Regions from separate parts of the Homo sapiens genome. Here region 2 is linked to region 1. A link is a loop called in an ENCODE intact Hi-C map of the cell type or tissue named here. Cell type or tissue: PC-3. All regions are shown on one strand.

Region 1 (4,000 bases):
CTTCATAAAGTACCCAATAATTACCATGCATCACTCTAACTGTAAATTTCAAGAAGACACTAAAGAATTGTTGTTGACCTGACTATCAAAGCCCTGTGAATTGAAATCAATATACCATAACATGTGAATGTTAGATACAAGTTGAAGCCCCTGAAGGCAGGTCACTACGGTGGCATAAACATCAGTTTTTTCTAAGTACCAAGCAGCATCTGGATGAATAGATCTACGATGACCATATTGCCTTCACTGTACATGGCCTAAACTCATCTCTCTGGAAAGTTAATCTTTCATAACATTAACATCAGTATGGTTAAGAAATCACTTACATAAATTATTCTCAATATTATCAGCTGTTATAGTCCACACTTTTTTTTTCTCACTTGGTTCCTATGCTTAAAAAGCTAAACAAAATTTTAATCTTGTATTTGCAGGGAGCTCCTCTCAAACAACTTCTTCTGAGAAACACATATGATATATTACAAAAAAGACTGAGAAAAGAAATTAGAAATTTGGGAAAGGAACCCTGTAAGATATACTATGTAGCTACTTCAACAACTCATAAGGATCAAATATGATTTATGATTTTTTATATATATATAAAATCATGTATATAAATATATATATATTCATCTCTTTATCCTCAACTATGCTTTAATTTACTTACTTCCCAAAGTGTAAATAACTACTAAAAGCTATGGCTATTTTAAGGGCTTAATAAAAGTAATGGGATATAACTGAGAAATTCAAATGATAAAAGATCTAAACAATGATGAAACACATAAAGCCAAAGACTATGAAAACAGAGATGATCATATTTCTTCTCAAACTCTGGTCAATGGGTGATCTTCCTTATAATCGCCTCAGGGCTTACTCAAGATGCAGAATCTTGGGCTGCCCAAAGTACACATGGCAGAGTATCTACAAGTGGAGGCTGGGAGTCTTCATTTTTAACAAACTTCCCATGTGATTTTTCCTGCACTTTAGAATTGAGAACTATCAACCTAAAGGTTCTGAATGAGATTACAGAAAGCAGGAGAAAGAGAGAAACTGAGAAAAGATTATTTGTTAACAGGAAGGAAGAGAGGGAGGGAGGGAAAGGACAGATATTAAAAATTCGGTCTACACCATGGTTTCTCAACTTCATTGACATTTTGGGGTGGATAATTCTTTGTGTAGAAATGGTCCTGTGTATTGTACAGTGTTAGCAGCATTCCTGGCCCTCTACCCAAAAGATGCCAGTAGCAATCCCCAACCTCCAATTGTGACAATAAAAAATATTTCCAGACTTTGCCAAATGTCCCTTCCAGGGGTAAAATCACCCCTGGTTGAGATTCACTGGTCTATACTAAGGAAGTTGTTAAAGCAAGAATAGTGAACTAGAAAGATCATGAAATATCTTGGGTATATAAAAAACAATCAAATGAAAACTGAAATAAGAAGCATGCTAATTCATTATGCTCCTAAAGTTAGTTTCCTTAATAACAGAAGTCATAAACTCAAAAGTGAACTCAGCATAATAAAAAAATTCATTTTCATCTTTCAAAATTTAGCATATTTCACACAAACATTTGCACTTCTGACACTGCTTGAAAAAAAATTTTTTTTGAATCTGGCAATACCTGCAACAAATAGGCCTAGGCCTGAAACTGGCCACTCCCTTTGGCATGGCAACAAACAGCTCGACCTGGACTGGCCACTCCCCTTCGATGGAGCATTCACTTCCTACCCCCATGCTTTATAGATGGGTGAATTCTATAAAAATATTCCATAAATATGTCATGGGTATTGTAAGAGATTGGAATATGTTTTAAATATGTTTATTTAAAACTTACATTTAGTTTCCTAGACGCCAAAGTCTTAGTAGTAGGGCCACACTTTTAATCTACAAACATAATTTACAAGAAACACAAGCACAAGTACACAGTCCACTAGAGAAATATCCAAAGTTTAGTGTAATCATAATATCAGGTTTATTATCACAAGACATGGCCAAGTACCCTGCCACACCCAAAGGGTGTATGTACTGACTGACAAGCACATATCCTGAATGTTATTACACTCATAAAAAAATGAGTAATGACTGGTTGATCTCAACATTCACACTCAAATCAAAATTCAAACTGGGATTTCCACAACAGGCTTCCTTACTAGCCATCCGTTAAAAAGAATATTTGTTCCTGTGACAGAACAGGGCTTCCCCTAAATGCACACTTCCTTCAGCTGTGTTGCTGCTACTGGTCCCCAAGCGTCGACTTCCTGCTGACACCACCTGGAGGTAAAAAGGTCCACACCCCTAGGTTTATGGTCTATGTCTCATCTTTGAAAGTTGCACCTCTTTCCCTATTCCATGCCAATTTAAGTGCACAATTAAACATGACTGCAATGTGAAGGAATTTCCAGGTATGAGCTCTACAGAGTTACTTCAATCACGAGTGCAGCTTCACACTCCCCAGTTATCTAGGCACACATTTTTATCAGGGATGAATGCCTTATAGCAGTGGTTCCCAACCTTTTGGGCACCAGGGACTGGTTTTGTGGAGGACATTTTTTCCTTGGACAGCGATGGGGAGGATGGTTTTGGGATGAAACTGTTCCACCTCAGATCATCGGGCATTATATTCTCATAAGAAATGCACAACCCAGATCCCTTGAATGTGCAGTTCACAATAGGGTTCGTGCTCCTATGAGAATCTAATGTGGCTGCTGATCTGACAGAAGGCGGCACTTGCCCATCACTCACCTCCTGCTGTGCGGCCCAGTTCCTAACAGGTCAGGGACCCAGTATTGCTGCCTTATAGGTCCTGCCTGATAATGCTCTCTTTTTTCAGCTGGAAGGCTTCTCTATTTCCCAGAGGTGGAGCTACACCACTGTCTTTGTGTTCACGGTCTTAAACACAGCACTGCTTATTTCCACTCTACTCAAGTGGCCACCCAGACAAGGGCTGAGGCTTCCTGTCAATCTTGAAGTTCCTGGGAAGACAGGTGTTCCTCCCACCTGAAATCAGTACAGATTCCTGACTCTGACCTTGGATTACATGTATTCTAGAAACTATGGAATCCAATAATAATTTAGTTGATAATCCCTGGGAGTTTACTGCACTAAGCTCCTCAACTAAACCTTTCATCTTAACCTACTCGTGTCGGGTTTGCTTCATTCTTGGTTTTCTTTTCTTTCTATTACCTCTTATTCTTTGTGTTTTTACATTTGTCTCGGGGGCTTATTTGTCCCTCCTTTACTGTAAGTCAACTCATCCTAATTTTCTTTTACCTTAAACCTAATGAGGTTCAAAGTTCACTACAAACCATCAAACCAGGATTGAAATTCCTGCCTTAACAGCAGCAACAGCTATCCCAACACCCCATTGTCTTCCATTCTGGTGACAAAAATTTTAGTTAAGTAAGCATAATCAAGAAGTTCAAACAGTACTTAGAATTCCTCGCCAAGGACTGAAGAGATATAAGCCTTTCCTGCAGTATATTATCATTTAAGAAGTTGCCAAACTATGCTATGTAAGTCAACAATAAGGATCAAGACTTACGTGTTTTTTGGAAACTGCATTGTCCTGGTGCAGGGATGGAAAAAATAATATTACACTAAAACTTTGTTAAAATACCATCGTTTGGACTCTGTTATAGGACTAGTTTTATAATGAAATCTTTTGTGTCTTTAATAACTGTAGAGCCAAACCTTGTCGTGATTATTATTTTTTGGCCAAACAGGCAAGGTTTAATGGCATGTTTGTTTATTCATTCATTCATTCAATAAGCATTTATTAAGCATCTACTGTGCTAAGTGCTCTGAAGAGAAAGACAAAAGGACAATTCTGTTCTTGTAAGTTCAGACTATTTGGCAAGAAATAACCTATAAACAAATAATTATAATAAAATGTGATGAGTGCTATAATAAAGGCTCTGGAAGCACAGAGAAGGTACTAATCAACTCCATCTAAGGAAGTCATTAAAAGCTTTATAGGAAAAGTCTTAACAAATTATAAACATA
Region 2 (4,000 bases), 160 kb before region 1:
ATCACTTTGAGGGCTTGAGGCAGGAGGGCCACTTGAGCCCAGGAGTTTGAGACCACCCTGGGCAACATAGCGAGACCCCATCTCTATTTAAAAAAACATATATAGAAATATATATACAATAGTGAATTTTACAATATTCTGTATGTATCAGTATTATCAATTATTATGGCCCTTTTGTGGTTTTCTTCTTTGACTAAAAAGCCAACTAAATGGCTATTAAAATGTATATTAAAAAACAAATATTCTAGTTCTGTATCTCAGAGTGTAGAAATATGTCAATTTGACTAATCTGTTGGGTAAAACTAGAAGTTGCTGGAGGGACCAGGTTTTAATTTGAAGAAACTTTAAACAGTGAATCTGATTCTTCTTTGAGTTTGTACACCTTAAATTCTTATGTCCTTTCTCTTTCATGATTGAGGTTCTTGTGTCTTGTCCTTCGATGACAAAAACGTGAAGCAGTGAGAGAAGTATTTACATGTGTATGATCTATTTAATGTATTATGTTAATTGTGAAGCATTTACATGTTGAAGTTACTTTGGGAATGATTATTTTACTCATGCAAATTACCGTCTCATTACACAATATTAGGTGAAACAAATACATGTATCTCTTAGTGCAGATTAAAAGTAGCCACAAATTTCTTTCACACTCCTTCCGCAGAGATATGGGGGTCTAAGTATCTCTTTCCCTTAAACCTGAGTAGAACTCGAGACTGTTTTGATCATTATACTATGGCAGGAGTGACTCTTAATTAAGGCCCTAACACTGGCAGCTGCCACTTCTTTCCTCCTGGAACGTTCTTTTCTGGAGGAAGCCAGCTGCCGTGTTAAAAGTTCAGCCACCCTGGGCCTGCCAAGCATTGAGGAAGCCCATGCTCACCGTGTAGAGAGGCTACAGAGACGGGGAGAGATACCCGGCCTGCCCTAGCTGTTCCAGCTTTCCTGTCCAGGCACTGGACATGTGAAGAAACCTCTTGGTCATCCCAGACGTTAGCAGACATGACGTGGGGAAAACGGAGGCACCCAGCTGACAACGAAAATGGTGGGAACGTCAAATATATGACCCTTGTCAGCCTGTTCCAGCTATTTCCCGTCTTTTGCCTGACCCCAGCAGCGTCTGATCATTGTTGCTGTGCCATGCCCACATTCCCAAGCCAGAATATTCCTAGCATAATAAAATGGTGGTGGTCTGCCACTGTGGAGCATTAGAGAGCTCTTTCATCAACATACAGAAGCTATGTCCCACAGTTTCACTGAAAATGAATTTTGGTTTTGTGAATTTGATTTCCCTGTTGACTTACTTCCTATTGACTTCCAGAAGAGAGTACTTTTAAGGGGAAAAAAGGGAACATTTTAAAAAGATTATGTGTTTAAAGAAGAATAACCATGTTATCTGCATCTTTTCATGTGATAAAAAAACTCTGACAGTGAAAATGCAGTGAGAACCTGCCAGGTGATTAGTTACCCTCTCTTCATATTGTCTCACCCTATCAACAGCATTTGGGAGAGTCAGCTCCATGGCTAAGATTTCCATGCACCCTTTCCTTCCTCCCCATCAGCCCACCCCAGCACACATGCTTTGCTTATCAGTGGACCTTTGTGGCCTTTTTCTGAACAGCACTCAGCAGTACTATACTACCTGGATAGCTTTTCTTGATTTACATATTTTTGCATAATAGGATGTAGAAAAATTAGACGAAATTGCCTGTAGGTGCGGTGGGAGTTAGCGCACTTCAAGGAGGTTAATCATCCTATTCTTGGACAAAAATCTGTATAGAAGAAGAAAAGGGTTACTGTTTAGAGAGCTAAATAAGAATGACTTTAATATATGTGTTTGTGAAATGGTTACAGTTTATTAACCTTTTTTGTGTACTTACTATCTGACACGCTTTTCTTTCGGAAAGAGATAATCAGAATAAAAGGAACATTAAGATGAGATGAGATGACTGTTACAGGTCCTCCCTGAAATGATCAGGGCAACCCCATTGGCATGTTCACATGGTTACTCTGTGGATGTCATCAGGGAAGGAAGGGAGCTCGGATTCCAGCATGGTACAGGGAGTGTTTATCAGGGATGGAGGAAGAAGAGTGTGACAGGTCAGCTTGACAGGATTGCTCAGTAGCGAGAAGTATGAGTCACTTGGCTTACGTAGCTTGATGAGGATATCTTCTGGGGATGGGTATGTATTTTCTCCTTCAGCGATTCATGAGTCAGCTATTCAAGCCCTTCATGCGGTGTGTGAACCTCTTTGGAAAGCTCCCAGTCTTAACCTTGTAAAACTTTGCTGACACAGAACTCGCTGTCTCCCAAGTTAAACTGCTCAAGCATTGTGTAACTTCAGCAATTCGGAAGGCTTTTCCCCTCCTTACATTCAGCTGAGATATACTTTCTTCTCAAGCTAAATTCCCAGTTTTAACCTCTGGGGTCAAATACAAGGTTTACAAGGTTATTCCTCTTCCACTTGATATGGTTTTGGAACTTAAAAATTGATACTGTGGCTTGCTGGGTTTCTTTCTAGTTCCTTCAGTTGCATGACTTAGCTTTGAATGTTCCCGGTCACAGTCTTCGGAGACACTTCCGTTTCTCAGTAATTCTCTTACTGCAGAACTGAAATGTAATGCCCTAGCATGTCCCAGTCAATCAGGACTGCAGTTGGGTTAGCATCTTCCTCCTTCTGGATGTGCCCTGTGTTTGTTAATCCTGTCTAAAAGGTTATCAGCTTGCAATCATGGCCTGTGGTGGCCTCATCCTAGGCTTCCTGTTTATGTTGACCTTTTGCATTGCTCCTCCTGAGGCATACAGTCTCCATTGCTTGTCTTGTGTAGCTGCTTTTTAAAACATAGGAACTGCTTGATAGTTTTTTCTGTTGAATCTAGTATTACTGGTCTCTTTGTTTCCAACCTGCTGAAAGCATCTTGGATGCACTTCTTGCTCAGGAAATTAATCAGTATCTCCCCCAGTTTCATGTCCTCTGCTGATGAAAACAAAGCCGGTGCTAACAGTTACTGAATTAGAGCTCTGACACATGCTATTAGAAACATTTTTGTAGTTTTAAAGTGGTGGATCTCAACCTCAAGCAATTTTGGCCCGAAGGGGACATTTGGTAGTGTCTAGAGACAGTTTTGGTGATCCCCACTGGGGGTGGTGGTACTGCTGGTATGTATCTAGTAGGTAGAGGCCGGGGTGATGTTGAACATCTTACAGTGCACAGGGCAATCCCTCCACAACAACGACTTAGCAGTCCCCAAATGCTAATAGTGCTGAGATTGAGAAGCCGTCAGCAGATTAATGTAGTTCTACTAACAGTGTCTGTTGGGTTGGATGTTTTTAATCTTGTTAATCAGACGTACTATATCAGCATGTAAGACTGAATTCTCAAAGTGTGAACTGGGGTCACCTGAGACCTTTTCAGGGTTCTGTGAGGTGAGAGCTATTTTTCTGATAATTGCCCTTTTCACTCATTCCTTAAGATTGTAGTGTGGTGTTTTCCAGAGGCGATGATATTAAGACATTGAATTAAAACATTGAATGCAGAAGGAGACAGAGAGTCCGCTGTCTACTGTTAAGTCGGACGTTAAAGAGATTTGCAAAATGTGATAAAATGCCCTTCTCACTAAATTATTTTTGCTTTGGAAAAATCATTATGTTAATATGTAATGGTTTAGTATTAAATAATACATATATTTAAAAGTTTTAAATTTTTTTTACTGTCAAGATCAACAGATAATCCACATGATCAGAAGTTCTTTGGGGGAAAAAAACAAAAAAGTTATTTGAGATCCTCAATACTTCTCTTTTTTCTCTTTTTTTTTTTTGAGATGGAGTCTTGCTTTGTCGCTCAGCTGGAGTGCAGTGGTGTAATATAGGCCCACTGCAACCTCTGGCCTCCCAGGTTCAAGTGATTCTCCTGCCTCAGCCTCCCATGTAGCTGGGATTACAGGTGCACACCACCATGCTTGGCTAATTTTTGTATTTTTAGTAGAGACAGGGTTTCACCAT

What was found. Peaks named below come from ENCODE experiments on the same cell type or tissue, not always from the same donor. Only the 100,000 strongest peaks of a DNase experiment are listed, where the experiment ranks them.
Region 2: it touches region 1 in a loop (7-fold over the local background); 1 of 110 quality-filtered maps calls a loop at or near these places.

Annotation. Positions count from the first base shown.
Region 1 is chr4:148,168,920-148,172,919 of GRCh38, forward strand. The region is part of intron 4 of NR3C2 (nuclear receptor subfamily 3 group C member 2); the gene reads right to left. Among named protein-coding and RNA genes, the nearest start is that of NR3C2, 270 kb to the right of the region's middle. In PC-3, no CTCF peak of the experiment used is centred here; a DNase peak (open chromatin) is centred at 2,102; H3K27ac peaks cover 2,358 bases.
Region 2 is chr4:148,005,334-148,009,333 of GRCh38, forward strand. All of the region lies in intron 18 of ARHGAP10 (Rho GTPase activating protein 10), which reads left to right. Among named protein-coding and RNA genes, the nearest start is that of MIR4799, 220 kb to the left of the region's middle. In PC-3, no CTCF peak of the experiment used is centred here; a DNase peak (open chromatin) is centred at 2,178; H3K4me3 peaks cover 797 bases; H3K27ac peaks cover 2,297 bases.